2 separate regions of the Mus musculus genome follow, and region 1 is linked to region 2. A link is a loop called in an ENCODE intact Hi-C map of the cell type or tissue named here. Cell type or tissue: heart. All regions are shown on one strand. Links, peaks and the distances in the headings refer to the core of each region. The heading gives the core; the rest is flanking DNA.

What was found. Peaks named below come from ENCODE experiments on the same cell type or tissue, not always from the same donor. Only the 100,000 strongest peaks of a DNase experiment are listed, where the experiment ranks them.
Region 1: it touches region 2 in a loop (2.1-fold over the local background); 3 of 42 quality-filtered maps call a loop at or near these places.

Annotation. Positions count from the first base shown.
Region 1 is chr2:179,967,597-179,983,523 of GRCm38, forward strand. It overlaps Taf4 (TATA-box binding protein associated factor 4), which reads right to left and starts at 9,050. Exons shown (of 15, transcript NM_001081092.1): 1 at 7,817-9,050. The coding sequence starts at 9,050. 4921531C22Rik (RIKEN cDNA 4921531C22 gene) reads left to right here and starts at 9,257. Exons shown (of 2, transcript NR_033782.1): 1 at 9,257-9,596; 2 at 9,853-11,417. In heart, for the core only: no CTCF peak of the experiment used is centred there; DNase peaks (open chromatin) are centred at 6,455, 7,695, 9,295, 12,395 and 1 weaker place; H3K4me3 peaks cover 4,783 bases; H3K27ac peaks cover 2,610 bases.
Region 2 is chr2:180,105,499-180,121,425 of GRCm38, forward strand. It overlaps Gm46782 (a long non-coding RNA gene), which reads right to left and starts at 5,253. Exons shown (of 3, transcript XR_001783600.2): 1 at 5,198-5,253; 2 at 4,613-4,772. Osbpl2 (oxysterol binding protein-like 2) reads left to right here and starts at 13,808. Exons shown (of 14, transcript NM_144500.4): 1 at 13,808-13,971. In heart, for the core only: a CTCF peak has its summit at 8,601; DNase peaks (open chromatin) are centred at 8,843, 10,743, 12,243, 12,503 and 3 weaker places; H3K27ac peaks cover 1,497 bases.

The sequences.
Region 1 (15,927 bases), core at 5,401-13,400, 140 kb before region 2:
CCTACTACCCTTCTCCCACGCCCATTGCCTTCCCCAGTCGTTCCCTGGACAGACGGTGTATGGCTGGCCCCTCTCTTCACTCCCAGGAAGGCCCTCCCTGCCTAGCATCACCTCTTGGCCATAGGCACCCATGAGAGCCAGAAATATATTTTGAAATTCCTCTGTCAAGTACCTGGCCCCACACAAGAGCCATGCCAGAAGAGCCGGGGTCTGCAGCTGTGAGACCCTGACTCAGCATGCTCACGGGGCAGCATGTATTTTTAGGTGCAGTTCTGCAAGTACATAGTGAGTGAGATCAGCCAGCATGCCCCAGCACCAACCACACTAACAAGACCCACACCAGCTGAGTCACAGACACAATCAAAGGACAATTACATAGGCCCTATGCGTTATTACTGATTCCAAAAAAAGTCATATTTTGGCAATGCTTATTGAAGTGTAAACTGGCCTAGCCCCTGCAAAGTAATTTCTATCAAGGCCTAGAAAATGCTCAACCATCAGATATGCAGGTATATGTGGAGATATGAAAGTAAGGGTGGGCCATTACAGCAGGCTGGGACACCTCAGCACAGGGTCTGCACAGGCTGAGGTGCCCGCAGTGCAACAAAGCCTCAAAAACCAATGAGGGCTAGGAGAGCACAGAAAACCTGAGGGCAAGGCAAGGCTAGCCACACTCCTCAGCAGGGCAGGGGAAGGTTCTAACTTTATGATATCAAATATATCATAAGAAGAGGCAGAAATGGTCAGCCCTCACAGGAAAGTCTAGGCAAAGAGCAACGACAAAAGACTTATTTTCCTCTCACTAACTTCGCAACTTCCTATAGTAAATACAAACTTAAAATCAGAAAAAGCGCCGGGCAGTGGTGCCTTTAATCCCAGCACTTGGGAGGCAGAGGCAGGCGGATTTCTAAGTTCGAGGCCAGCCTGGTCTACAGAGTGAGTTCCAGGACAGCCAGGGCTACACAGAGAAACCCTGACTCAAAAAAAAAAAAAAAAATCAGAAAAAGCAGGCTGGAAAATACTAATGCCCTGCAACCCTGGGGCAGGGAAACCACCAGGTGTGGTGCTCCATACCTGTAACTCCACACAGCACTTTAGAGGCAGGGGTAAGACATCCTGGGCTACACATGGAGACCCTGTCCAAACAAGTCAGCCCGAAAGGCTTTCTTTCAAACACCTTCAAACAACCACTGCTTGAGGGACAGTAATGCTCTGAATCCCTTCACAGGGTCAGCTGAGCACCAAGCAGGCCATGCTGTGAGTGGGAACTTGTGCAGCCATCAAGTCAGGGCTCCCCTGCTAAGACCCAAAGTCTCTCAAAGACTAATCCTGAGGGCTGGGGGAGAACTCAGCTGATGAAGTGTTTGTTGCATAAGTGTGAGGATCTATCTGAGTCTGAGCCCCAGTACCCATATAAACAGCCAGGGCACGCACTTGTCACCCAGCACTAGACAAGCACTGTCCATGGATCCCAAGGGCTTGTTGGCCAGCCAGTCCATCCTACTTGCTGAGTACCAGCCAGTGAGAGACCCTTCTCAACAAAAAGGTAGTCGGTAGGTGAGAAACACCTTCCAATAACCTGTGGCCTCTCTATCAAGCTGTAAGACACACACACACACACACACACACACACACACACACACCACAGTGGGAATAGGTTAATTGAAAAGCAAGGGGCTGGGGAATAGTTCAGGCAGTAAAATACTTGCTGTGCACACAGGAAGACCTGAGTTTAACCCAAAGCACACTCTGAACAAGTCAAGCATGGCAGCTCCGCTACCATCTCCGAGCTGGTGAGGCAGAGAAAGGAGGACCCCTGAGCTGTGCTGGCAGCCAGGCTACAGCTTTATCAAGCCCTAGGTTCCATGAGCAACCTTGTCTTTTTTAAGGGGGTAGGGAGACACCATATACTATGCACACACATGCAAATACAAACTGGTACACACAGGGAAAAACTGAATCTTAAGCCCCCATCCCCATGTACACAGGAAGTAAGAAGCAGGCTCTTTCCCTCCCTTCTTTGCCACTCTGTAACAGGTCATCAGCCAAAGACCCTTCCTTTGTCCCTGCCAGCACCTTCTGAAAAGTGCTGTCAGATCTCAGCCTCTGCCGGGGCCTGTGCGCTGGGCCGCATACCCCAGGTCTGACTCTGCAGGAAGCTCTAGGCAGTAGCCCTGGATGGGGAGGGCTCAGTTCTTTTTGCTGCTCAGCATCAACTAAGACCTCAGTCCCTCAAATTAAACGCCTTCAGATCCACACAGCAGACTCACTACTAAGGTCTCATTCTAAAGCCAGATATCCAGTTTGTCACAAGAACCAGAAGTCCCCCAGAGCAATGACTCCAAAACCCAAGGTCATCAGCACCACCCACCTGCATGTTGTAGGTGCACTCCCTGCAAGTTTGAGCCCACAGAAACCGGTGCCTTCCTCAGGGCCACTCTACCACTCAGAGGACAGGACCTTACAAAATGGTCCCTCAACACCTCAGGAAGGAGACAGAGACGGCCGGCCCAGTGAGTAAAGGCACTGCTATGCTCTGCAAGCTGGCACCCTAAGTTTGATCCCCAAAACCCACAGAAAGGTAGCAGGGACGACTGACTGTCCACACCTCTGTCCACTCTTCTCATGTGTGCTGAAGCACATGCACCCATACACCATGTGCACACACACTAACAGTCTGTGCACACACTAACACACCATGTGCACACACACTAACAGTCTGTGCACACACTAACACACCATGTGTACACACTAACACACCATGTGCACACACACTAACAGTATGTGCACACACTAACACACCATGTGCACACACTAACACACCATGTGCACACACACTAACAGTATGTGCACACACTAACACAGTATGTGCACACACACTAACAGTATGTGCACACACTAACACACCATGTGCACACACACTAACAGTCTGTGCACACACTAACACACCATGTGTGCACACACTAACAGTCTGTGCACACACTAACACAGTATGTGCACACACACTAACAGTGTGCTTAAAGCTCCAGGAGGAGAGGAAAAGGCTCTCCCGAACTTCACAGACTCTCAGAGTGGCAAAAGGCCTAGCTTCCAGCAACCCCTCCTACCAGAACATGATTGTAGAGCAAACTGCAGGTCTGCATGCAGCACACTGGCCCCATACACAGCAGCAAGCTGCTTGGGCAGACAGGTCACAAAAGAACAGGGTAAAAGTGGATTCTAACTGTGGGCAATGTTAGCTCTTAAAGATTTTCAAGCTCTTATGTCTTTGGTACAAATATTCAAAAGAAGGTAAAAAACCAAAACTTTCACAGCCCTAGCATAAAATATAAAACTCCTACTTCTTAGACATAACTGTGCAGTGCCTGATCTGCCAAGCAGTTCTAAAGAACTGGCCCAACTGCACTCAAACCAACATCCAGGTAACCCTGGCTTCAGCACAGGCACAAAGCTGCACAGCACCCAGACTTCCTACACAAAAGCCCCCCTCTCCCATCTTCTTAACTTAATCTAGCAGTTTTAGTGCTAGCCAAGGCCTGACTAAAAGACTGCCAACAACAGCCCTGAACAGCAGCTGCATCCCAGACCAGGCAAGGAGAGGCTCATGGAGAAAAGCAAAGTTGCTCCTTCAAACTCCACAAACTGCTTCAGACCTTAGGCAGTTTCTACAGAACTTTACATCTTTGCTTCAAGATTTGCAAAAAGAGAAAAAAGAAAAAGAAAAAAAAGCAGCTATAATGATTTGATCAGCCCGGATATAACCTGCTATTTATAAAAGCTGTTTCCAAATTTACATTGTAAGTGGAAGAAAGTGCACATTTACACAGAGGCAGTCTTTGAAAGCATCCTGGAACACCCTGACTTAAGTACTACCCCACCAAGCCACTCCATTCAGGGCAGGGGGCTGAGTGAGGTAGACATGGTTCTGATCCAGTGGCCTCTCTGGGGCAATTGTGAAGAGGTTTCCCAGTGGCCGATCTTCCCTCCTTCACTCATTCCTACCCAAGCCAGGGGGTACTCTTCTTAGGAGCCCTAGTATACAAGAATCTGCCCAGAAGTGCAGTGCATATACATAGAGACCAATAAGCCAAGTATAACAGCATACACTAGCACCCAGGAAGCTAGAACTGAAGGACCTCAAGCAAGGCCTACATGGGCTATAGAATGAGAGTCCCAGACAACCTAATGAGAGACCCTGCCTCTTAAAAACCAAAACAAAGAGTTGAGCTGATATGATGGGTTCTCCCCAAGGTCAGAGCCTTTGCTTGAACACACAGCATGAAGTGTGGATGAGCCCACCATCCTGAAATGCTCACAGACCCTCTACTACTACCAAAACACAACAATGCTGAACAGCTCCAAAAACAGCTGCAAATGCCAGTCATCATCCCATCACCACACTGCCCGAAGATGACAATGACAGGCCAGCTGTGAATCTGATGGGAAAGGAGACCCACTCCTAGTCTTCCAAAGTGCACCACTGCCCGAGTTATGGTTACCAAAATGTTTCTCCTCTTCCTCCTCTTCTTCTTCTTCCTCCTCCTCCAGCAGCAGCAGCAAACTAGGTTACAACCTTTGGCCTAAAGCCAGGCCCTAGTGAGGTCCTCCCATAGGTAGCATGTGGCTCTGTGGGTGGTGGCCACCCCAGCATTGTCCACTCAGAGCAAGACAACCTGCCCCAAACTTCTTGTCCACTGGGTAAGACTTTTCACTGGAATAAAACTAACCTTAAAAAGACTGTTACCATCCTTCAAGCAGGGAAAGGATCAGGGAACTAGGACTAAAGTGCAGCTGTGCCCATCCATGTCTCATCCTGTGGGGCAATGGACAACTTCCTATTCACTCAGCAGAGACAAACTTTACAGTCAGACAAACTGAGGCTCCATAAGCAAACAGCAACTGTGACCTCGAGTAAGAAAAGCTAAAGTTCCAAGAATGTTCCTCTTGGTTGCTGCTGCCAAAGTTGGCCTTCAGAACCCCAGCCCATAACCCCTCCAGAACTCCACCCTGAGCTGCCTGAGAATCTATCTGCCCAACAACTCAGGCAGACCCAAATGTGGTGAGCCACTAATCCACATCCACGTGTGGGAACCAGCACCTGACACCTGTGTCACTCCAGAGCCACAGCATCCAAGCCAACAGAAGGAATGTTTGCTCCTACACAGAGAACCTATGATTTAGCCAAGTTCTAGAGCAACATGAGAGTAAATTCAATACCAAGGTAGAATGAGCACACGTAAAAGAAAATGCTAATTTGCCAAGTTAGAAAAACAGCCTGCAGGACAGCATCCTCACCCAGAACTCTCAAAGTCACCAGAGCACACACTAACTCTGAGGTTCTCTCACCTGCCCTTTTGACAACTATAGTCACACTGTGACATGCCTCTATCTCCTCCTGACATGTGCACCTGCCATCCAGCAATCTGAGAACTATCTAAAGCTCTCATTGTGGATCAAACTTAGACTTTGGCACCAGCAAACCACCAGCAAGTCACAACCACAGTAACATCCCAGTCCCTTTAGAAACTTGTCCTGACAGGGAAGATCGGGGCTCCGGTTGCTTAAAAAAATAAAAGAAATTAAAAAACAAGTTCAAGGTACTTATTAGAAGTTCCTGGTGAATGCTGAAGATTAAACTTGATCTCACAGACCTCAGGGTGAAGCCTGTGTCCCTCCCCTCCCCCAGCATGACCTCTCTCATGAGGGCACTGGGAGGGACTCAGCCCTTTTCACACTCCTCTCAACTGCCAATGGTATGCTATTCCACTTGACACCTATGTGTAGCCTTGAAACCTGCCTCCCCCTCTCTCTCCACTTTACCGTGCAAAGGCTGCTATTGGCTAAACAACGTTTTATTAGAACCTATTTTCATCTTTCCTGAGTATATTTTATTATAAAAGCTATCAATGAAGGAGGAACATCAGTTAGAAAAAGTTCTGCCTACGCAGTTACAGGACAAAACTAGGATGCTTGCATCCTCTGACTACGCCTCCCCGTCTTGTTTAAAAAGATGTCGGTTTTCTAGCACTGGTGGTAATGGTTTTAAGCACCAAACATTAGCTTAGCTTTGGGTGTTTTTAAAGTAAGGTAATCAATCAGCACTCCTTATCAAAACAGCAACAGAAGCCAGGGGTACAGAGGATGGGTGTGAGTTTTCTCTTTTTTAGAAAGCATGTGGGACTTTGAAGCAGAGCTCTGGGTGTCTGCTACACACCAGACTCTGCCCTACTCTCCAGCACAAGCATGGGGGCTGATGCAGACGCAGACGCAGAGACGTGCAAATAATGAACATGTTTACATTTCCCCCAAGGAGTTATCTTCTGCTCTACACGCCAACTCTGAACCTGACCTGGAAAAGGAGGCAGCAGTGGTGCAGACAGCAGCCAATGCCCTTTTCAAATGACATCGTCCTTCTCCCAGGGAGACGGACTTCACTTGTGCAGCACTCAAAAGCAAAGGAGCCAGGGTAAGCCAGGATTGCTATGGAAGGATGCCATGGGCACCTGACTAAGCCAGCTTTCCTGATAAAAGGACAATGTGGGCACATACTTGCATTGGGGAAGTCCGTGTTAAAGTACTGTGGCATTTCGAACAGCAGACTACAAGCACAAAATGCATCTTAAACTATAAATATCAGCCATACTTTCCACCCAGAGGTCAGAATGAAGATAATGAACAAGGCATTTCAATTTCACACACAAAACACACACACACACAGCCACCCCACACACACACACACACCCTGCTCACTTCTCAGCAAACCCCAGATGTGTGGCAAGAGACATCTGCAGTTCCTAGGCCTTATGTCACACCCAGCGCCTCCTCAGAGCATGGCAGCCCCTGCAACCTCTCAAACACTTCTGGGTCCTATATCCCCATAGATAGGGCAGGTATCTCTGGACCTTTGATGAGCCTTCCCAATCCTCATTGACTTCCACAGCAAAACCCAATTCTAAAGATGCTGTAGGTCTTTCAACGTGACCCAAACCACTTTTAAGAAAACAGGAGAGGACACAGTAGCAGCATGTTTTCTAATTCTCTACTACTGCCACCGCGGCGGGCGGGCGGGCGGGCGGCGCTGCTACTACTGCTTGCACATGTCACCGTGTAATACCGGAGGAGCGCACAGGGCTTGCTCCGGCCCAGGGTTCTGTGGGAACACTCCTGCAGAGGACTCTCAAACAAAAGCAGGCTACAAGCGAGGAAAGGAGCCACTCGACAAACCCAAGGGACCCTTAGGAATTCGAGGACAACAGAGTCAGAACATGTGTGGAATCTGCAAGAGCCGAGACAGCTCCTGTGTCCCAGAATCCACATCACCATGATCTCCTGCATCCGCAGACCCCTACGCACTAAGTGTCCTACTGACCTCCAGGGATGGCAACAACAAAAAACACCCAGGGTCCACTTTCAGGCACTGATGACCACTAAACGCCTGCTCCCAGCATGGAGTCCCCAACCGGCTTCCCTGGCAACAGGAAAGCCCATGCCGCCTTCCACAGACTTCATTAGCATGCCCGTGAGTAGTCGGTTCGCCCTCTCTTGACCTCACCTGAGGAAGGAGAGAGAAGGGCCCCTCGGCTATACGGTGGTAGCCCAGAGCATCCGAATGGGACAGCAGAGTTCCCCGAGGGATCTGGGAGCTCCAGGACTGGGACGCCCTCAAAACTGGCAGGTCACCTGGGCAGGGGCCGCCCCTCGGCCTCTCGGGCCACCCGACTAGGGCACGGTCCCAGAATGCAGCCCAGAACTTCCTGGAACGCCAGGGCAGCCTGGTGCACCCGCCCTCGGCCTCCCGCCGCGCGCTGCCACTCACCTGGGGGCAGCTGGAAGTTCTGGATGTTGGTCGGGTTCTGCGGCGGCTGCGGCAGGCGCGGGGCCAGCACGGTGGGCGTCAGCGTGGCCCGGATAGCGCCGGTGGTGGCCGCCGGCGTCCGAGGCAGGCTGGGGGTCGCCGCGGCCGCACCCTTCGCCAGCCCCGCGGGGGTCCCGGGCGCAGGCCCCGGCAGCGCGCCCGGCATGGCGGGCCCGAGCAGCACACTGCCCGCCGCGCCCCCGCCCGCGACCCCCGCCGCCGCCGCCGCCGCCGCCGGCCCCGGCCCGGGCCCCGGTCCGGGCTTGGGCGCCTCGGCCTTGGCCCCCTGCGCGCCCGCGCCCGGCTGGCCCAACCCCGCGGCGCCCCCGGAGGCCGCGGCGGGGGCAGGAGCGGCCCCGTTCTGCGCGGCGGCGGCAGCGGCGGCGGCGGCGGCAGCGGCAGCGGGTGACACGGGGGGCGCGGGCGCGGCGGGGTGCCCGGGCGGCCGGGCTGGCGCGACAGGCGCTGGGGGCGCGGGCGGCGGGGGCGCGGCGGGCGCGGGCGCGGCGGGCGGCGAGGGCGCGGCGGGCGCGGGGGCCGCCTGGATGACAGAGCCGGCGGCGGGCGGCGGCGCGGGCCCGTTGTTGACCGGGCTGACAGCAGGTGCGGCGTGCGGCGCGGTGGGCGGCGCGGCGCTCCCATTCAAAGTTTGCGCGGCGCCGGGGCCGGGCGGGCCAGGCGGGCCGGGCTTGGAGGCGCCGGGGCCGGCGGGTGGGGCGGCGGCGGCGGGATCCGGCCCCGCGACGGCGGCGGCGGTGGCGGCGGCAGCGGCAGCGGCGGCGGGGCAGGGCCCCGCGCTGGCCTCGGGCAGCGGCCTCAGCTTGGCGGGCGCCGGCGCGGGCCCTGCGGGGACAAGCAAGCGGCGCGGTGAGCTGGAGCCCGGGCGCCGCGGGCCCCCACCCGCCGGCCGCGCTCTACCTGCGGGGGGCGGCTCCGGCGCCGCTGCGGGCGCGCCCTCGGCGGAGGCGGCCGGCCCTGCGCCCGCGGCTCCGGCCGGGCTGCCGCTCACAACATGGTTCCCGAGCGCGCCGGCGGCCGCGGCCCGCAGCTCGGGCGTGCGCGGCGCGAGGTGGTGGTGGTGGGCCGCGCTGGCCGCCAGCTGCGACTCGAGCGAGCCCACCAGATCGCTCACCACTTTCTCGTCCACCTCGCTGTTGAAGAAGACCTCGTCCAGCAGATCCGAGCCCGCCGCCATCTTTCCTCCTCGCCGCCGCCGCCGCCGCCGCTCGGCCGAGCGCGCCTGGGCAGGAGGAGGTTCCAGCGGGGCGGGGGGCGGTGCGCGGGGCGGGCGGGGGCGCGGCGCGCAGGGAGGGGGGAGGGGCGGCCCACTGCGCAGGCGCGCCGACACGCACCGCCCACGCCCGCGCCCCTGTGGCCTCCGATTGGCTGCGGCGGGCTCTTAAAAGACGCGGCCAATGGCTGCGAGCGCCAGAGGCCGGGGAGCAGGCTAGGCGCTGGGTGCTGGTCGGCTGTTGGAGCGCTGGTGGGAATGGCAGCGGGGCCGGGAGAGCGGCGGCTCTAGGCGCCGGGTGGGTCGCGGCAGCCGGCTGCGGGGTTCGCCCTTTGTCTGCACCCTTCCAAAATGGCTGCGGCCAGGGCGGGCGGTGACAGCTGCGCGGGCGCTCCCGGGGCCCCGGCGGTCAGAGAGGAGCAGGAGTCCTGGCACGAAGGCGCTTTCGGGGCGGAGAGGTGCGCAGAGGACGCCGCGGACACGACGGGTCAGCTCCCCTGACTTACAGCGGTTAGTACGAGGGCCGTGCACACCCCGGACGAAGCTGGACATCCGGAAGCTGATTTGTTCTTTATTTACTTTTCTCGTGGGGGAGGGGGGGGTTGGTTGTAAATCCTCTAAACTGATGCTTGCTGGCACTTTGTAGGAACATTTTCGTTACCATTTCTCCCCTTTCTTTCTGGGTGTTTTCTTAACCAAAAGGCCGTCTTATTGGACATCGCTATGGATTTCGTCTTTCCTTTTTTTTTTTTTTTTTTTTGAAAAGGCCGAAAACAAATTCCAGATGGCAAAGCTTGTTGGGGACCTCAACGCAACTGACCTTCCTAGAATCATCGTCACCTCTGAAGAGACTTGCCACGGTCTGCACAGATCCAGCACTGGGGAATGAGGAATTTGACACTGTAATTTTTTTTTTTTCCTTTCGTGCCTTGAAAGAGACTCTTCCCACCAGCTTTTACTACCCACACACACCCTCCATGCACTCGGAAGATGAAGGCAGGAGGAAAAGGAGTTCAACCTTTGTTATGCATTTAGTTGGAGGCCAGCCTGGGGGTCTTGTGGGGCCCTGTATCAAAAAGGTGAGGTGAGAACTATTCTCTCAAAAGCAGAGTATAAACTCTCAGCCTGTGTGCTGATCCTGTCCCAGCCTTTTAAACTAAATGAGTTATATAACTACTATACAAACCCCACCCTACCCCAGCTGTCCTCTAAGCAATAGTCTACCTAAGGAACTGTGCGCCTTGAAGCCAAAAAACAAAACAAACAAACAAACCCCACAGTGCCCTCACTTGCAAAGTGTGCTTGGGAATCCTTAAATAACAGAAATTTTGTTCTTGAACATCAGCCTCCAGATTTGGAAAGCCAGTAAAAAGAAAGAGACAATGAGGAAGCAGGTTGGGTGCTAGAAGCCAGTATAGGCTTGACACACACTAGAAGGAACAGAAATTCACAGTTGTAAATAAAACCCACGAGTCTTCTTTTGACACAGGAGAACACGTTCAGGGCCAAGAGCATCATCCTGAGTGAGTGGGACACTACTTAGTCACAGCCCCCAGCCACAAGTCACAGAATTCTTTACTCTTGATAATGGTTTGAAGATTTTAAAGTGGACCAAAGGATCAGAAGGTTCTTGCTAATCCTCTTGATGCCGGTTAATGGGACCCACCAGTTAGGTGTACAGTAGCCTGTACCCCGAAGCCATTAGGTGACAGGGAGCACAACAATGAGAGCCATAGCAAAGCCCAGGCTCTGGAGCTCACAGGCCTCTTGGTACCACGGTACACAGCCTCCTTCCATTCTTAAGCATCTGCTAATGACACAGCCCCTGAGCCACCAAGACTTAAGTTACAGGTGCAGGGTTTAGGGTCTGTGCCCACCAGTCCCTTCATTCCTTGCTGCAGAGCCCAGTGTGGGAGCCACACATCTTTCAGGTAGCTGTTTTCAAGTGCAGAGCTCTTAAGACTGAAGTGGGTGGAGCTAAAAAGTCTCCTCCCCTCCTCAAAATCTATATGCAAGGGGCAGTAGACACTATTAAAGCCTTAACCTTTGTCACTCTGGAGACTGAAGAACAAATTTTCTTTAAATTGTCTCTCCCTTTGATACATTGCCATAGGCCATTATGACTTTCATAGTTTGAACTAGCATTAAAAGAGAAAAGGAAGAATCATTAAATATAAAGTATAAATAAAACACCCATTTTGTAGAAACAGGGGACAACCTTTTGCAAGTAGGTTCCTGCCACCATAGGTTTAAGGGATCAAATTTTTATCAGGCTAATATGGCAACTACTTTTATCTGCTTAACCATTTCACCAGCACAAGATGTTTAATTAAAAAAAAAAAAAAAAAAGGCAAAGCGGAGGGATAAGGAGATGGCTCGCTTGGTGAAATGATAGGATATGAGTTGAATCCCAGTACCCACATGAAAACACTGGGTATAGCAGCATGCATCTGTAATCCCAGCTATGGGGAGGTGGGGATCACAGTATTCCTGGGTCTCACTGGCCCAGAAAGTGTAGTGAAATATCCTGTCTCAAAAAATAAGAATGATTGAGGAATACACCTGTATACCTGATGCTGACCTCTAACCTCCATGCATACATGCACGCACCACAGAGAGACAGACAGACAGACAGACAGAGACACAGGCAAGAGTGCACACTAGATGGTAGCTGGAGACCTCAAACTGGTTCCTGCTTTCTGGGTGATTGTGTCAGGCACCCTTACCTTGTGGTAGCTTCAGCCATCTCTGGACTCACCTGGCTATGGTCTCTCCTTTATTTTGTTTTGACAGAGCATCTTGTGTTGCACATGCTAGCCTTGATAGGCTCATTCCATCCTGTCAGCCTTTCACATAGCTGGTACCTCTCATCTTCTAGTGATACCAGTTCCTGGATTTGGGACCTACCAAATTCCAAGATCACTTTGAAAAGTTTTTAACACATTACAACTGCAACTCCTTTGCTTGAGACCAGGCTTGGGTGGCCACCAGTCTTAGGACTAATGCATTGAGTGCTCTCTGCAAGGCCAAAGAGGAACTGAGGTTAGAAGGCTTAAGTTTGTGGCTGGGTCTCACTCTTGGTAAGGGTATAAAGCCAAGTCTCAGACACTAAGGTTGCTGGGCACTAGTAGCACTCTTCCCATGCTGAGGTTAGCTATCCTTTTGTCCACACGTCAATGGACATCATGGGTCTGGTGTCTGCTCCTCCTGCCTTCTCCTTTTGAAACTAACCCCGGTCTCCAGAGCCAGCTGTCTATAAAACTCCAGAATGACTCATGACAACATTCTCTTGGCTGACTCCCACAAAGGACTAACTATAGCTGTGTGACCGGGTTTACAGTTCAGCTCAGAGGAGCTTACTCAGAGTGCATGAGGGAGCCCAGCCTGTCAGCATGCCTGCACTTGGCTTCCCGAGCCTCCACCTCCCGAGTGTTTCATCATCAGCCTCACTTCCCAGGAAAAGGCAGCCATACCTCCTGCGAGGTGCACTGTCGCTCTGCTCTATCCGGTGGTTCCCTGAGGGTTTCCTTTTTGGTTGATTTCTAATAAAACTTGCCTCCCCCACCCCCACCCCCCATTCAGCTCACATGTCCAGTTTATAAAATCCTAACTCAATTTGGAACAGAGTATAGTGGTACACACATATAGTACCAGCACTTCAGAAGTGGAAGCAGGAATTGTTCAAGGCCAGCCTCAGCTACATAATAATGTGGAGAGCTGCTGGTCCACATAAAACTGTCTTGAAAGATAAAAAATAAACAACAATAACAGCAAAACCCCAGCAAACCTCAACTCACGTCCCTGAAAACTTAGTGCCGTTAAGTGTTGAATGATCACATTTAAGGTTTGGTGGCTGGCATGGTTAGGAAGAGCTAGTGAGATGCCTCAGTCACTGAGGATGCACCCTAAGAAGAGGGTGGAGCCCAGCACTTTTCCTCTCTGTGAGAGAGTGCCTGGCAGAAGAGCCTCAGTGAGGAAGAGCATGCAGGAGCAGACATGGCAGGAGAACAGCCCATGGCTTGCAGTGTCAGGAGGTTGAGGATAATTGTAACCCACAAGAAGGAAGCAAGCAAGACCTGGCAGCCCTACTTGAAGGCCTCCCCTCTGAGCATCCTGTTTCATCTGCCTAGACTCCACCTCCTATAGGCGTCACCAGCTGGGGACCAAGTGACCAAATGGTTGACCACTCAGAATTTGAAATGCAAGTCGGGTGGTGACATGCCTTGAATCCCAGCAGAGGCAGGCAGACAGCCAGGGTTCACAGAGAACCCAGTTACACATAAAATAAAAAGTACCTCAGTATGAAACAAATGAAAAACACGAGACCCGTAGTCGGGTAATCTTAAACGTAACTGGGGTAAGTTGGAGGAGAGCATGGGAGATGCCTGAGTGAGCCAGGTGCTCACTGTGCAAGCTGGAGCTGGGTTCAGATCTGCACAGCTTCTGTAAGAGCCAAGCACGGGTGGCAGCCACCTGTAACCCCAGCACTCAGGAGGCAGACCAGACTCCCAGATCAAGCTGGCTAACTAGCTGAGCTCTGGTGAGCTCTGGGTTCATCAAGACAGCCTGCCTCTTGAATGAAGTGGGACACAATCATGACATTGTAAAAATGCCATTTCTCCCCAGTGTCAGCTACAGACTTGGTGCAAAATGCAGTTTAACACCTACCCCCGAATTGTTTTGCTTTTTTTTTTTTTTTTAATCATTGATAAGGGGCTGAAGAGATGGCTCAGTGGTTAAGAGCACTCACTGCTCTTCTGAAGGTCCTGAGTTCAAATCCCAGCAACCACATGGTGGCTCACAACCATCTGTAATGAGAAAGGATGCCCTCTTCTAGTGTGTCTGAAGACAGCTACAGTGTACTTATATATAATAAATAAGCCTTTAAAAAATCATTGATTACAAAAGTTGATAAGCTAGGCTTGTGTTTCCCACATGACAAGAGTAACTCACCTTTGGATCACACCTTAAACTCCGGGTGGGCGAAATGATACAACATTTGCCTAGCTTTCGAGAGCACGCCCTCAGGTACAGGTTCTGGAAAGGAGTCAGCACAGGACAGGGAACTGTCCCTGCCTTTGGGAACTGCTAAGGTCAGCACGTGGTCCAGGCCACTTAGGCAGAAAGAAACTCCAAAGAGCTGGATCTCAAAGCTGGGTGTCACCCCTCTCCAGAAGGTACAGGGCATCCTAGACAAGAGAAAGCTTGAAAAGGGGAGATAAAGTCGGGCAACAAGTGCTGCCTCCATCTCCAGTTGGACTCTGAGGAGTACTGGGGAGATTTCAAACAGCATAGCTCAGAATAAGACATGAACAGCCATCCAAGTGGAAGATAAGGACTTGGCTCTCAGTCCCTAAAGTCAGCCATCAGCTGACAAAACATGGCCACTATGTCCAGGCCACAACCCCAAAAGAACCAGTACCAAAATAATATTATCCTAAAGTGGAGGTGAGGCGCAAACCTTTAGTCACAGCACTCTGGAGGCAGAGGCAGACAGATCTCTGAGTTCAAGGCCAGCCTGATCTACAGAGAGAGCTCCAGGTCAGTAAGACTACACAGAGAAATCCTGTCTCAAAGGAAATGTTTAAATAAATTTAAAAATCATTCATTCTTAACAGGAGTAAGGGGATTGACCTATAGGATTATTATGTAAGGATTATAAAGTAGCTGTGGGCTGTGGAGATGGCTCAGTAAATTGTTCTTGCAAGCATGGGGGCCAGAGTTTCATCCCCAACAACCGAGTTTAAAAAGATTAAAATTTAAAAAAAAATTTTAAGCTGGGCACGATGGTTCATGTCTTTAATCCCAGCTCTCCGAGACAGAGGCAGATAGATTGCCAGGAGTTTGAGGCCAGCCAGGTGTACATAATAAAACTTTGTCTCAAAAAGACACAAGAATACATAATTTTTTAATTCTAAAAATAAATAGCCGGGCAGTGGTGGCGAACGCCTTTAATCCCAGCACTTGGGAGGCAGAGGCAGGCAGATTTCTGAGTTTGAGGCCAGCCTGGTCTACAAAGTGAGTTCCAGGACAGCCAGGGCTACACAGAGAAACCCTGTCTCAAAATAAATAAATAAACAAACAAACAAACCCATAATCCAGTGCTGGGGAATTGGAGAAAGGCAGATCCTTGGGGCTCCAGGCCAGGCAGCCTAGCTTATATTTTTCAGATGAGCGAGAGAGCCTGTCTTAGAAAAAGACAAAGGCTGTAAGAGGTCAGTGGGTAAGAGTGCTCGCTATGCAGGCATGAGAATCTGCATTTGCATCCCAGCAGCCATGTAGAAAGGCCAGGCATGGTCCATGCACAACAGTACTACAGTGCTCTGAGGGACACAGACAAGGAGATAGCTTGTGACCTGCCAGACTAGATCCAGGTCTAGTGATACATACCGTCCCAAATGCAAAGTCCTCCTCTGGCCCCTGCAAACCTGTACATGTAACTGTGCATATCACATGCACATATGCATGCAGGCAAAAGCAAAAAAAAAAAATTTGTCCTGAAGAACTCCTGAAGTTGTTATCTGGCTTGCATGTGTACATGTTCCTCTACACACAGACAAATATATTTTTGAAAATATTGTTTAACAGCTAAACAATACCTGAGTAACACCTGGAGTTGTCCTCTGTCACATCCCATCATAAACATGAACACAAATAAAATTGACAACGGCTAGACCAGTAATATCTGGCATGAAGAAAATTAGGCTTTCAACCAATGATAGGTTTTTTTCACAACATAACTAGAAACTATTTTAAGTTTATATTCTGGAACTGAGAAAACTCAACGACTGGGCCAGGTGGTGGTGGCGCATGCCTTTAATCCCAGCACTTGGGAGGCAGA
Region 2 (15,927 bases), core at 4,555-12,554:
AACAGTGCCCGAGGGAGAGGGGAAGCAGTGACTGTCCTCTGTCACCAACAGCACACATCAGTGGATGCCTCAAAGTGGACAGAAATGTAGACGGTATGAGTGTGGGGGAGGGGGACCCCAGGCACCGCTTCAAGCACCCCACACTGACAGCCAGAGGCTGGTCATGTGAGGACCTGCCCCTCCCCCACCCCAAGTGGTTCTCTGAGAACTTTGGGCAGTGGGGACTGGCATTTCTCTGTTCCAGCCTTGGGGATGCTGGCAAAGAGGAGCCTCTACCCCAAGCCCATAGTCTCAGCCCCCCAAAGGCACCCTGGAAGCTTCTATGGGGGAGGGGTAAATTCCAATGTATCGTCTCCAGAAAGCCTTCTCTGATCTGCTCTTACAAGCAAACCCTTCGGCTCCCCTCCACAGCACACTGACTGTGTCCAGAGGCTGCACTGGGTTCAGGCACTTAACTAGAGGTCAAAGTAACATGTCCTGGAACTGGACAGCAAGATCCAGCTGAACTGGTGGGTACAATCAAGCCTGCCCTTCAAGCCTGTGTGTGGCCTGAAGGGCTTGGCAGGGCTCACTCTCCCAGTACTGTGCAGCACCTCCAAAATGCTTCTTTCAGCTGCTCTCTTTCTTCCCGTGAAAGTGAGTAGAACCGGACATGTTGCTCAGAAATCTCAGAGCCCTCAGGAAATGGGGTTGGGAGGGAATTTAAAGGGATCTTTAGATCTCATTAATGGCTGAATGTCCCCATCTTGACACAGGATTGAGGATGAGAGTCAATAAAAATTTGTAAAATCCCTATAAAGTCTTGGCCAGTTCCGGTCCCAGTCTTGGTTTTTTGTTTTTTGTTTTTTTTAAAGATTTATTTGTTTATTTTATGTATATGTGTATACACTGTAGCTGTACAGATAGTTGTGTAGTTGTGAGCTTCATCTGGTTGTTGGGAATTGAATTTAGGACCTCTGCTCACTCTGGTCAACCCTGCTCTCTCTGACCCAAAGACTTATTTATTATTATAAATAAGTACACTGTAGCTGTCTTCAGACATGCCAGAAGAGGGCGTTAGATCTCACTGTGGATGGTTGTGAGCCACCATGTGGTTGTTGGGATTTGAACTCAGGACCTTCAGAAGAGCAGTCAGTGTTCTTACCCACTGAGCCATCTCACCAGCCTCCCCCACCCCCCACCCCATCCTAGTCTAAAGTGCCCTGGTATTGGTCATTATTCTGATAAGTGGAGGCTGGGACCCTATGAAGAACTCAGGACTATGTGACATGGAGACTCACCAGCTATGTCTCCCTTCCTTCATGTGCGCCTATCCAGGCCTCCATGAATGTTGCTGCTTGTTGCCCACCCCCAGAGAACCACCTGGAGACCACTTGGGACAAAGAGCAGTTCCCTGGTGGTTTGTTACTATTCCAGCAGCTAGGTGGACCCAATTTAACCCTATTCAACTCCACTGCCCCACAGCTGTCTATGGTGCTGCTGTGCTGGTGTCATGGAATGTTCAACATACATTAAAAACAAACGAACAAACAAACAAAAACAGGCAGTATGCATCATGTCCTACAAGCCAGATCCCTGCACACTCCTAGAGATTCTGACGGGGCCAAGCTCCATAACGACACTTAACTAGGATCACTTCAGACCCTAGCATTGAAGGTTCAGCTATGCTCTTGGAGGAAGCTACCCAGTCTCTGGGAGCTTGGAAATCTTCCTCCACAAATGGAGGCCAGAAGAAGCAGGAAGGTTAAGTTAGCCCAGAGGTTTGATAAGGACAGTGGCGGTGGTTATGGGTGCCCCCTATAGGCCAGACTCACTGCTTGTATGCATGACCTCATTAGGCTCCCAGACACCCTATGTCAGTGTTTCTCAACCTGGGGATTGCAACCCCTTTGGGGGGTCACATATCAGATATCCTGCCTATCAGATGTTTATACTGTGATTCGTTACAGTAGCAAAATTACACTTATGAAGTAGCAACAAAATAATTTTATGGTTGGGGGTAACCACAACATAAGCAACTGTATTAAAGGGTCACAGCATTAGAAAGGTTGAGAACCACTGCCCTATGTAGAATCATCTGCATAGGGCCCCACAGACGTAGAGTTCACCCTCTCCAGGGCCCTAGTCCTGGTTCAGCCCTGAGATAGAGTCTCCTGAGGCCAGTAGAAATACAAGTGTAAGAAGCATGCAGGCAGAGAAACTTGACTGGCCAATTGGACCAAGGCAATGCATAAGTAAGGAAGGTCACTATGTGGCACCCTACCCTGGAGGATTTTCCCAGGAAGGGCTTTGTGTAGGAAAAGGAACACAAGGCCAGATGCACCCCCAGAGTGTACCTTACAGACTGGCATGTTAGCACAACGCAGTGGCCACATTGGAGGCTCCCGTGGGCCCTAAAGCTGTAATCCCATATGCTAAACTCTTGTTTTTCTGAATGCCTGGCCACGGACCCATCCCAAAAACAAACTCCAAACAAATAGCCCTCATACCTGGTAATGAGCTAACTTCGTGGCCTCCTTCTCCCGGTTCAGGCCACCCTTGCTAACTCAGCCTAAGCCACATGCAAGAGCTTGCATAGTCCCCGCCCATGGGCACGGGTACTGCGTATGCAGCATCTGGCCAAGAGACTAGTTTTCTGCAAAAGAGGCTAGGAGTGATCCAAGACTAGTAGCCCACACCCTGGAAGAACATCATAGGCTGCAGTTCCAGCCTCCTCTAGGCACACAGGCTGGGGACAATGGCCGATGAGGATACTTGCCTTCCTATAGGATATATACTATGGGTCAGAGGCATTTCTACGGTACTGTACTTGCAGGGGACAGGCACAGTGTCTAGGAACTGGAGTTGGTGGGGGGAAAAAGCCACCCCCCAAATCCCTTTCAATAACCCATCAGAGAATATGTTGTTCAGGGATCGTCTGGGATAGGAGTCCTCATCTCTGAAGCTCCTCGGGCCAAGGGACCCGCAGCTAAGGACATCAGGGAGTGGCTCTGGCCACCTGCCAAGGTCTCTTTCATAGGTCACTGTCTTCACCTCCAGTCCTGCCTTAACTGGTGAACCCGACTTCAACTAGGGCCAGACTCGGATTTTTAAAGGGATTTCTCACTGACAAGATGTCACTAGGTCACAGACATGGAGAGGAGAGGAAGGAAATGGAGGTTTGGGGTTGGGGATAGCAGCAGAAAAGGGTGGGCCAGTGTAAGGCAGCCAGGAAGCCAGTTAGGCTGAAGCACAGAAAGACAGATGGGAGGGCTTTGGAAGGAAAGGGGGTAGGCTTCTCATGCAGTGGGCAGGATGCTGGTGTTTCCTTGGAACTCCGAGAGTCCTCTTAAAGGTTCCTGGCCACAGTGGGGTTAACTGGGAGGGTGGAGGGTAGATGCCCAGAGCCAGCTGGAGGCAGTTGTGTAATGAAGTCCAAGTGGGGACCTGAAGACTTTGGATGTTTTTTCAAGCCTGGCATAAGCTGTGGGAGGGGAGGGGAAAGAGGTAGGCCCAGCCTACCTCCAGAGTTTAGGGTTCAAGCTCTCCACAGGGCAGAGTTTGCAGCCGTGTCGTGGAGCTGAGTGGGAATCTGGGTGTTGGGTGTTGAACGTTACAAGACTGAGGTGCAGTCACACTCAAAAGGATAGCTGGAACACATGGCTGGGGACCAGGGGAGGAGCAGCTCTGGGCTGAAGAAGCCAGTGCAGGTCACGGCCTCAGCTTAGCTGGTGCCATCCTCCCATGCTGTCCCAGGCGGCTTTCTGCCTCCAGCTCTTTTCCTCGTTGCCAGAAAAGACCTTTCTCCCTTGAACTAAGGGTGATCCTGGTGCGACTGGCTGCAGAGCTTTTGCCTGTGCTGTGTGGGAACACTGCTCACTAATGAGAAATAACGAGAGAGAACAGGAACCACCAAGGGCTAGTTGAAGGGCAGCCGTCCGGCCTGTAGTGGGCAAGTTGCTTGCCAGGGCCTGGCCTCTCAATGTTTCATTTCCTCAGTGGACCTGCTGTCTGCTCCCGCCTGCAGGAGCTCATTTGAATATGGGAATGCAGATTTTTCTTTTTTTGTTCCTTGGCTCCCCCCTCCCCCCAACCCCCCCATCCCGTGACATTCTGAGCCAGCTCCGGGTGCACCCTGATGAGCTCAGGGCCCAAATGTGATAAAAAAGGCGTCTGAGGCCATGATGCAGAACAGACACAGGGTCTGACTCTCCATGTCACCTTTAGGGACCAGATGTCAGAGAGGAAAAAGGAGATGGGAGATAGTGTTGCTGTTTAGTTGAACGTGACAAAGACTAATTCAAGAAATCCTTAAAGAAAGACATGACTGTTGTTGCCTAGGGCTCAAAAGTCCAGGAAAGATGAGACTCGGGGTGCTCAAAGACAACCTTCTTTTCCAGCTTACCTCCTCTGTGTTTGCCTCCTTCCCAGACTGTCCCTGAAATCTCTCCCTGCGGCTCCCTCCAGTTCCTGTTCCCTTCTCTCTGTCTTAAGAGTCTGCCACATTAGTCTGTTTATGACAGTCATGTAGCTGCCCTGGCCGTGGTGTGGGTGTACATAATTCAAACTCCATAATGACCAGGGAGAAAACAGAGGTGGGGAGTTGTTGGCAAGCCTGGTTGCAATCAGTTACCTCTGCAGCTGCCCTTGGGATGGCCATTCAGCCAAGTAGCCAGTGCTGGTATCAGGAGCTCACACACCGTCTCTCAGAGACATGACCTCGGCAGAACAGGTACTGTAGTGGGGTCTTGGGGCAGCTGTGCCAAGTTTCTGAGAACCTGGGTCCACACTGCCTATAGGGTAATACAGAGAGTGATGTCACAGCTGACAGTGAAGCTACTGGAGAAGCTGTTGTGGCATAACAGAAGACAGAGTCTTGGAAGGCCACTTGTCCCCTGAGGTGACACTACAGACCATGTTAGCACTCTCAGAGTCTGGGTAGTTGATGAGTACTTGTAGCTGTTTGACCTCAGCCCTGGCACCTGCAGGCATCTTGTCCTTTGAGTGCTAAGTCCAAGACAACCACACAGGAAAGCCGGAGAGAAGTGGAAGCAGCCCTACTGCAGAGAGCCTCCAGGGCTTCCAGGCAGAATATGGGCTGGTGTGGGGCCCTATGATGGTATGGAGCCCAGCCCATGGCCAGAAGCCTCTAATTCTTTCCCTGGAGTGTTTAGTGAAGCCTCCCAGACTATGCTGTGACAACATTAAGCCTGCCTACCGACTCAGCCAAGCTCCAAACCTCTTCATGTCAGTGCTCTTCTGGGGCCATCAGACTGTGGCTTGTTCTAGGCAGCTGTGAATGGTGACTGTCACACAACAAAGGGGCACTGGCCAGTTCTCAGACCTCTTCATCTCTAGAGATGGGGACAGGTGCTATGATGGAGGGCCCTGCTCTGGAGAGAAAGGAGGCACAGCCTCTTGTGATCTGTTCAACTCTGCCTGTCTTCACTGAGTCCTCTCCCAACAGCCCAGTTAGTACCCACATTGAGCTCCTCCATGCCCTTGGCCTGGTTCCTGCTAGGTAGGTCTAAGACATTCCTCTGTCTAGAGTCTTTGGGGAAGGGGAGGTTTGAGACAGGGTTTCTCTGTATAGTTCTAGCTACCTGGAACTCACTCTGCAGACCCAATTGACCTTAAACTGAGAGACCCACCTGTCTCTGATCCCTCAGTGCTGGGATTAAAAGTCTGTACCGCAATGCTGGGCCTCTGTCTGAACTCTTGACCTGTGTCTGGCTGTGTCTGGTAACCTGCTCTCTGTTCTGGAAATTCCCATCTTCTCTAAAGGTCTAGGTTCCATATCCTGTATGTTTGACTGCCATCATGGCCTTGTCCAGCCTGAATGCTTTATCTTCTGATATCTCTGGGTTCCTGCCCTCTGCTTGACCATCTCCTGCACCCCACTGCAGTCACTCTACATGTGACAACACCATGACAAGGTGACTCTTGCCTCTGATGTAGACCCCAGTCTGATGGTGCAAGACTAGATGGTCAAGTTGGGGACTAATCATATCAGGCTACTCCATGTAGCCAACGAATGTCCTCTTCTCAGCACCTAAGGTCATGGGAGGACCAGGCATCCCCTGTCCATTTTTCCCCTGTCCTGGTTGGGGGAGAGTCTGCTGGACTGGCCCACTGGGCTTGTCCTGGAGTCTAACTGCTGGGCAGAAGAGCACTCTACCCAGCTGGAGCACGGATGCTAGTGGGGTTAGCTGTTATGCACCCCATAGGAAACCCCCTCCCAGTCACATCAGGGTCAGCCAACCAGCACCCCAGAGGGTGCCCTCAGGGTTTCTCCAGGGTTCCCCATTGTGCCCTGTGACCTGTGTGGTGCTCATACTTCTGTGAATATGCCCAGCCCCCAACCCCCACCCCAGAGTTATGTGGACTCCTCAACTCCTCTTAGAGCCCTGAGCCCTCTCTACAGCCCTCAGAAACACAGTTTAAAAAATAAAAATAAAAGGAAGTTGAGTGACTGTTGGCTTAGGACTGCTTGGAAGACCCTGCCCTCTGTAAGGTGGCTCTGTTTACTCTTGATGTCCCCTGGGAGTCCAGGCAGCTCCTTGGGGAACAGATCCCTGCCAGGAAAATAGAGATGGGAGGAACTGCTCAGGGTAGGGCTGAGAATGCAATTAATGAAGGCGAGTCTTTGGCTCCTCAAGAGAGGAAGGATGGGGCCTCAGAAGCTGGCGGGGTCGGGGGAGAGAGAGAGGGAGTAGGTAGAGAGAGTGTTTGTGTGTGTGTGTAAGGTTACAACAGGATGAATCTGACCTGAGCTGTAGAGACAAGCTGGTAACAGGAATATGTCCTATCTCCATAGAGGCCTAGGATGGCTGGGTGGGTGTCTGAGATCCTTGCTGATACCTGCATCCCACACATTCATCCATTTATCTGACATGCTCATAGCCCACACAGTCAGGACACAACAGGAAAACATAACAGGGTGTCTCCTAAGGCCCCCAGACTTGTGTAAGACAGTGGGGCTGAGGTGCTGGTGGTGGGCTTTGGAGTGAGGACTGGCACCTATGAGGGCTTGCACAGGTTGCTGACAGATGAAGCTGTTGCTCCACAGAACTCAGCCGGGCGGAGCTAGTGCTTACCTGTTCCAGTTGGGACAACAGTGGTCATGTGTGGGAAGCGGCAGTGCTGAGCCTGATAACTGAGAAGGAGGCTAGACTCTGTCTTTTGTTTGTTTGTTTGTTTGTTTGTTTGGAGAAAGGGTCTCTCTATGTAGACCAGGCTGGCTTTTAACTCACAGAGATCCACCTGCTTCTCCCTCCCCAAGTTCTGGGACTAAAGGTGTCACTACTCTTGACTTGTGTGACATTTTGAAGGGGGATCCTGGCCAGGCATGCCCAGTGGAGAAAGTGGGTCATTTCATCCACCTCGTTAGGAATGGCTGGCTTTAGGAGCCTAACTGCTACCTTGTCCTCTTGACTCTGCTCTCCTGGCGAGCCTCTCTCCTTGGGGTGTCACCTTTAGGCTCATATCTCAACACACAGTCCAGGGGTAGGTAAAGGGTCTGTACTCAAACCCTGCATCTGGCTTTCAAGTGCACCTGTCTGAGGTCAGCCTGCTGATGGGGAGGAGTCTAGGTAGCTCCTAGATGGATCCTGTGCAGATGACCGGGTGCCCTCGGAAGGTTTTCACATACCTTCCCAAGCCCCAGGAAGATGGAGGCACACAGAGCAAATGACAGGTAAAAACCCATCCCATGTGGACACTGGGCTCTGTCCTTCCTGGGTTGTCTGTAGGATCTACTTGCACCATCTCCTATTGCCAAGGGCTCAGAAGGCCAGGCTGCTCTTCAGGCCAGGGTATTGGGGAAGCCCTGAGCTAACTCTGTCTTCCACGGGTGCTCTGGGGAGGCCTATCCCTGAGTCACTTTAGAGCCATGGCTAAGGTTGTCTTGGATTTCCTGACTTCTCCCAGCCTTGGCAACACGACCAGAATGAGGCCCTTTATAAGCCCCTCCAGATCTTCCCCAAACAACCTCAACCTGATAGCCTGGCCCATCCCCATCCCTGCAGGGGATAAGTCACGGAGCTGGTTGGGGAATTAGCCATTGCCCAGCCCACTCCTTCTATAGCGTGGCTGTACATTTTGCTATGAGAAGGAAATGTGGCCGAAGAATTTCAAGATAGTGATACCAGTGCAGTAAATCCAGCTTGGGTCTTGCACACTGGCATAGGCTTGCTTCCATGGAGGCTCCTGGCTAGACTAGAACACTGTGAGAGACTACCACATCCTCTCAACCACAGGTCAGGAGCCAGGGCAGGGCACCTGACCTCTGTGGTAACCCAGCCCGGCACACAGGCAGTGGCCACTAGGTCCTTGGCTGTGTCTTTCTTTGTTTTTTGTTTTTTATTTTTGTTTTTGTTTTTTTTAGAGACAGGGTTTCTCTGTATAGCCCTGGCTGTCCTGGAACTCACTTTGTAGACCAGGCTGGCCTCAAACTCAGAAATCCACCTGTCTCTGCCTCCCGAGTGCTGGGATTAAAGGCATGTGCCACTACGCCCCGGCAGGCTGTGTCTTTTTTGACTGCCTCTCCCAAGATGGGGTAAGGGTGCATACCCTCTCCCAGAAGGACTCCAGTTACCAGGTTGCCTTTCCCCTATGTCCTTAGCTCCACCTTATGGAGGAAGCATGCTGGTGCCAGGGAGGGAGGGAGGGTGGCCTTGGCTAGCCTTCCTCCCTGGCCTGGGCTACTACCGGAAAGAAGAAACCTCCATTCTCTGTCCTGAGCCTCATCTCTGCTCTCCATCTAGGCTCCCCAGGCGTGTTTAACCTGCCCCTCCCATCCGGTATGCAGCTTCCCTGGCACCGAGGCCCAGCCAGCGGCTCCGGCCAACGCATTTGGCTCTCAGCAAGCTAAATCTAACCCAGCCCAGCTGTCGCTCCTCCAGTTCTCTCCTGCCCTGCCAGTTCCCTGCACGAGGATGTGCGTATATTCTTGCCACCCGATATGGGTCCCTGGGACTTGTGGATCCTAGACCAGGATCCGGGACCTCTCTTTGCTCAGGTGTATTCTGCATCTGTGTTCAGGGTCCAAGGCAGGGTCAGTGTGTGGCAGGTGCTCAGGGGATACTGGGAAGAAAGACAGGGACCCATCTTCCATCAGCTCCAGTACAGCCAGGAAGAAGGAACCATAGTTCCCTGGGCCAGCTCCATGCTGGGTATGGAGTTGCCCTAAAGACTATGAGATGGAGTCTGGCTGGCATCCGTCCCACACTGGCCCAGGAGGGTATCGTGGAATTCCATTGTTATGGGCTTTAGTGTATGTGTGTGTGGGGGTTGAAGTCCCAGCCCCTGGGGCCTGGGTGGGGGTGGACAGTCTCAGACACTACTCAAGGTGAGGCCAGCAGGTAGGCCTACTAGGCAAGTGACCACTGTAATCATCTCTTCTGAGCCTGTTTTACTTAGGCCAGTGACACCCTCAGGTAGAATGCTTCAGCCTTGTCAAAGTAGCAGGGGATGGTGTCCTGGCTAGTGAAGTGTAAGTGGAGAAATGGATGTTGGGAAAAGAGAGAGAAACCCACTTTCCACCAGTCAGAGTACAGCTGGGAAGAGGGACACACTGGTTCACTGGCTGAACTTTCCTCAGCTCCTGGGGCAGATTTTCAAGCTGATTTATCTTGGGGGCGGGAGCAGCAATGTTATCCTTCCTCCCTCTTTTCATCCCTTCCTTTCTGGTTAGAGCTGTGTGTGATGATTAGAGCACCAGCCACTGTTTTGGGCCATGGCGTGACATGAGACTGGAAGGAACCTTTGTTGAGTTATACAGCAAAGCAGGAGTGAGACAGGGCAGCTTGGGCTCCTGTCACATGGGAGCAAGCACACTTCTATTTTGTTGAAGCCTTTGTTATTCTGGGCTTCTTCAGAAATGGAGTGCTTGCTAACCATTCCTGAAGGGCAGGCAGCCAAGTCGGCTCAAATGTTTCCTTCAGCAAGGCAGGATGCCATTCTAGTGACCTGTCAAGAAAATCTCAGTGTTCGCACATGCTGGGTCTGAGCTGGGCTCTTTGCGTGCAGGCGCCTCCACACACTCTGGTCAGCCTTGTGGGGGAGGAAGAAGCGTGCTGGCTTTGACCGGTTTTTCACACATCCCTCTGATCTCAGGAAACAGTAGCTAACTAGCAAGTGAGGCCTCCTGACCTCAGGTAGGCAGACTCCTGGGGGCCTCCTGATCACTTGCCATGAGTAGTTGAGCATTTAGCTGACACAATCCACTCTAGGGCACTCAGCCTACAGTGGGGCACACAGAACTGGGAAATGAGAAACGGGCCAGTAGCTTCCTTGGTGCTTAGAAGGGAGTCTGTGGGGCCTCCTTTTCCACCTCCTCTGGATCCTCACTCCTTGACCTCTACAGGACCTGTCACTAGGAAGGTTGTTAGGGTAGCTTCCCAAAAGAGGAAGGAGTGTTGGGGTTAGCCTGGGATGGCTTGGGCTTGCTGTCACATAGAAGGAACTTTGGGGTGAAAAGTTTAATGGGGAACACCACTTTTCCTGCTTCCTTTTGGCAGAGTTTAATAGGTGCAGCTTGTTCGTGTCCCAAAGCCACAGGGGGAAAAAGAATAAGAAAAAGCCCTTTTCTGCTGCTATTGATAACTTGTCTCTTCACGAGGCGGGTTCAACCTAAAAATACCCACCCTCCCCGACAGGGAAGCCAGCATCGTCACGTTGCAGAGGAGACTTGAAAGTTGACTGAGAAGAATCAGCCGAGCCACGTGAGCCGGTCCAGGCCTCTGTGGTCAGGCTGCCCACTGGCAGCCTACTTCCTGTCCCCACGGAAGATTCCATGGCATGGCTGAGAAGAGAGCTGGAAGTGTGTTCTGCCAGGGACCTGGGAATCTGGGGTGGAGATGGCCTCAGGCTGGCTTCAGCAGCAGGGGCCAGGTGGGGCCACATACAAGGCACCCCAGTTCCTGGATGCCACACCCTGGCCCAGCTGGCGGACAAACAGGCTGAGATGAAGAGATAGCATTCTGGCAAAGAGGTAAGAGTGGAGTGGGTGAAGGGCAGAGGGTGGGTGGTTGGTAGCCTGTCCCTGGGCGAGCTGCTGCTCTTGAGCCTTAGTTTCCCTTCTGGAATGGGGAGCGATCATCTCTGTTCTGCCTCCGTCAGGGGTGAGGATGGAAAACAGGATGATGGGGTTCGTGTTGCTATCTGGCTGTGACCACCCACAGCGCCAGCTGTGGTCAAGGGAGGCCTTGCGTGGGTCTTGCGAGACACAGGCAGATGGCCCACCCTTGAGGAAGGGGTAGTTCCCGCCCTAGTCAAGAAGACAGAGGGATTCTGTCAGGGAGCCTCTGGCCTCCATTCTAAGCCCTCAGAGTTGGCTTGACCTCCAGGATCTATCCTGTAATCTCCCACCTCCACTTAGCACTTGGGACTGGATGTATCCTTTATTTATACCATGTGGGGTGGGGCAGCACCCTCATGGCATCCCATTGTGTCCCAGGAGCTGTTCAGGAAGGAACACACTCCCCAAACAGTCCTTTGGCACTTCTCAGATGCTGAGAGCACTCAAAGCTACAGCTACTCAGGGGTCCTGTGACATGGAATCTGATCTTGTGGCCCTCAGCCATAGCCCCTTCAGGAAACTCAGGGCAGATCCTGGTCTGGAGTCTGGGCATAGCCAGACTGCTGGTCCATCAGACGTCTCTGTGCCTTGCCCTCTGGAGGCATTAACTGGGTTGAGACCCAGTCTGACATCCGTAAAGTGGGAGCAATGACATTCGTCTCCCTGGTCAGCTGCTGACATGGGGGAACTGGAAGGGACATGGACATAATGAAACACTTTGGGGGCATTTTGACTATCACTATCTGCACTGTCATGGCCGGGCGCAGAGCCAACTCTTCCTCTTTCTACACCCTACTAGTCCATCCTAGAGGACATTGCCACTCGGCGAAGATGGAGAGAGCCCCTCCCCTACTGACAGGGATGCTGAGCCACCCAGCCCTGCACCTGAGGCTGCTGAAAGGTGGCAGCAGCTCCTAAAGGGGGCAGAGAGCCAGGAGCAGTGTTAGGTACCTGTCAGCTCACCTTTTACCTAGAGGTAAAAGCGGAAGTGAGGAACTCAAGGCTCTCCTCAGCCACAGCTGGAAGACAGGTGGTTGGAATGCCACCCCGGCCCCAGGGTCAGCCCATCTACTACACAGCTTGAGTAGGGATGCCCAGCCCAACCTGGGTGGTTATTCTGCCCAGATGGCAGGGCCCTGTAGCTCAAAGTCCAAAAACAGGTTAGGTAAGCTGTGTCCCTCTGAGGCTTGTCTCTTGGAGAGGGGCTGATCTTGGAGATTTAGGTAAGGGTGTGGGTGGTGGTGGGTTTCTGAGCTAGTCTTGGCCAGGCCCCCAGAAAAACTGCAGAACCTGGTCAGTCTGACTATCTCCGTGGCAACCGGCTAGCTGTCCTTGTCCTGGCTGGGGGGCCAGCTGCCGCACCCTTCCATCAGCCCTCAGCGGGCTGGAGTTGCTTTCTTCAGAGGTAACCATGGCAACGCCTTTGTTTCGGAAGCCTGGCCCGCCTCCCTCTGTCTCTCTCTTTAGGAGCTGAGCGTGCAGGGGGCTCTTTTCCAGTCCCAGCACGTCTCTCCTGCGCCAGTGAGAAGGGGCCACCAGAAAGCCAGGCTGTCCCTGGGGTGGGAGCTAGAGAGGCAGACAGGGTCTGCTGGGCCACTCCGTGTTTGCAGAGGACTTGAGTATCTGCAGAGTGGGCCACAGAGGCGGGGGGGGGGGGGGACGGGACACGACACGGACCTGTGTGTGAGTGTGAGCACCACCTTACTGGAGGAAGAAGTGTGGCCTTGGAGAAGAATCCTTCATTATGTGCTGAAGAAGGTTCATGGGGGGCATTTAGAACCCCTTTGCTAAAGCCTCAGACTGGCTTAGCAAAAAACCCAAGTAATTACTCAAGTAACTGGAAAGCCTTGGACTGATGTCAGGTGCAGCTGGCCCTGGATGACCTGGGGGACTTGGTTCCTCCTTGGTTTCCTGCTTTCAAACGACCTATAGCGGCCCTCACCTCACTTGCTTCTGGGTAGGTTTGTGAAAGACAAGAGACATCTAACTTGCTTCCCTCAGGTTTGACACTGAGCTGAACCTCCTGGCTAGGATCGGACCACAAGTCCCATACCTTTGCAATTCCTGTGCCCTGCAAAGTCCTATGCAAGTCAGTAGCCATCTTGATTCATGTCACTTCACCTTTCTCAAACCAGACCCCACATTCCAATGTGATGAGGAGGCTGGGGAACCCTGGCTACAGAGAAAACTGAGTGTTCAGAGAGGTCAGATAGCTTTTCTGAGGCCAAACAGGCTGCAGGCGTGTCCCCAGAGATTCTGAGTTTAACCAGGAGCCACTGCAGACCACAGGGCGCCTAAGGGTGTTAAACAGGATGAACCGGCCAGGGAGGCCACTGGAGGGGTAAACTGGCCCCAGGGTATGTTAAGTCACGATTGGCGCGCAAAGGCCGGCGGCCACATTTGCCATTTGTTCATACCCCAGCAACCGTGAGAAGCGTCTGCGGGGTCGGGAGCCAAAGGGTGGGTCTAGCCCAGCGCCAGCCTGGGATCGTTCACGCCCAGCCACCTGACTCACTGTTTGTAAACTAGCCTCTCCCAAGGTCACTCCCCTTCCTCCTGCCTCCCCTTCCTTCTAGCTCCAGTATCTGCATAAACCCACCTTCTCCAAGGGGTGATTGGCTGGGCGCGCCGCCACTCCCCCGTGTGAGCCGGATTATGATAGGGCCGAGGGAGAAGCTGTCCGGAGAACGTGATCGGCATGGTTCCGCCCCCGGCGCGGCCTGCGGGCCGAGCGTTGATTGGCCAGGCGGCGGCTGACGGACGGCGCGGGGCGCGGCGAGCGGCGAGCAGCACGGCGGGCTGTAGGTCGGAGAGGCGCGGGCCGCACTTCCGCTTGGGTGTCAGAGGGTTGCCGGCTGCGGTCGGGGGCGGGGCGGCCGTGGGGTCGGCGACTCCGCGGGGACCGCGTTCGGGTGAGTGGGCTGCAGCGGGGCGGGCGCGCGGGGACGGGTCTCGGGGAGGCCCATTTGCCACCTAGGCCGCGGCTGGGCTCGGGCTGGAGAGTCGCGGCGCTAGGCCGCCGGGAGTGTGGACGACCGCGGGAGGGACGGGGCCCCGTGGGGCTCCAGCGAGGTCCGCGGTCGCACGCGAGGGACTCCGGCGTTCTCCCTTTGCTGGGCGAGCCGCGCATCCCCTCGGGGCGCGCGGGGAACTTGGTGCCCGCGTGGCCTCAGGTCCGAGGGCCTATGTCTCCACAGCAGAGTCGGAGCGCGCCTTCAGACCTGCACCAGCGAGGCAGCCAGGGCTGTCCGCGCTGAGTGCGGTTGGTGGGCCCCGCGTGGAGGCGGAGGCACCGGCGGCGGCGCTCTGTCCCCCTTGCTCCTCCGAGACGCTGCGGCCGAGTGGGGCGCCTCAGTCTTGAGAGTTGGACAAGCTTTTGAGTTATGTTCTTGTGGGTCGGCCTTTGCACATCTGGATCAGTGGTTCTGTGGGGCTCTGCACACACTCGGAGGAGGCCTTCGTGTAGGCTAGGCTCCATATTGTCAGAGATGTTGATGGGACAGCTCCTGAGTGGGAGCCTCAGGGATGGGGAACTGCTGACCCTTTCTGCAGAGAGCCTGGACCCTGCTAACTGTCACCTGTCATCTCTCCCACCTTCACTTCTTGCTTGTGGCATGTGACATCTGGTGTACCAGTAAGAGATACATATGGGTCAGTCGTCTGCAGTGGGCTCTGACAAGCAACAGGTGCTCCAAAGTGTTAGTTCACTGATGTGAGTAAGGAAACAGGAACATTTGAGTGGACACATTGTCCGTCGCCTCCCATTGCCTCTGATGGTGCCAACTAAAGGGTGACAATGAGGAAATGGGTGGCTGCATGTCCTCCATAGAATCTACCTTCCTGTTTGCCCCAGGTACTGTCTGGTAATAACAACTCTTATCTCAGGGGACGCTAATTTTGAGCAATTATTTGCTCTAGATCATTAGAAGCATGAGTCTTACAGCAGTCACTAACATTACCTTTATTCCCAAGGAAAAGAGAGCTCAAGTAGCTTACTTCAGAGCACCTAGTAGCAAATTAAGTAACAAAGGTACCGAAACCCAGACTTCCTTTTTCTCTCTCTCTTTTTTTTTTTTTTTTTTTTTTTGTTGTTGGTAAGGATGAGCATGGCCTTATGCCCGTTGAGATAAGAAAGCAGCCTCTTTATCCCCAGCTTTACTTTTTGATATTGTAATATAATTACATCATTTCCTCCAATCCCCTAGTAGTTCCTCTGCTCTCTTCTGTGGCCTCTACTTTTTGGATTATTGTTACATATGTATATGTGTGTATGTATTATGTATCCTTAAATGCATGAGTTGTACCTGCTCAGTTTGTGTAATGTTACTTGTACTTATATGCTTCCAGGGCTGATCATTTAGTATTGGATACCAGTTTGTGTGTTCTTTACACTCATTTTGTTACTTTTGAGGAGGATCTGATGTAACTGGGTAGGCTCAAATGTAATTGAGCATGACCTTGAATTTCTGGTCCTCCGTGTTCTGGATTACAGGTATGCATCATAGCCCTGGTGAGTTCATATTCTTTTTGTTGTTTTGTTTTTGAGACAGGGTTCCACTGTGTAACACTGGCTGGCCTGAAACTTGATTTTGTAGATCATACTGACCTCCAACTCAACGATCTGCCTGCCTCTGCCTTCTACTTGGTGGACATTTGAGGCCAGCCTGGTCTACATAATGAGTTCCAGGATAGCCAGGGCTACATAGAGCAACCCTGACTTGAAAAGCAAAAAACAAACAAAAAAATGCTAAGTGAAAAAAATTTTTTTCTGCTTTGACACAGGACCTTACTCTGTAGTCCAAACTGTCTAGACCCACCCCCAGTCCATCTACTTCAGCTGGGATTATAAAAACCTTATATGAAAGTTA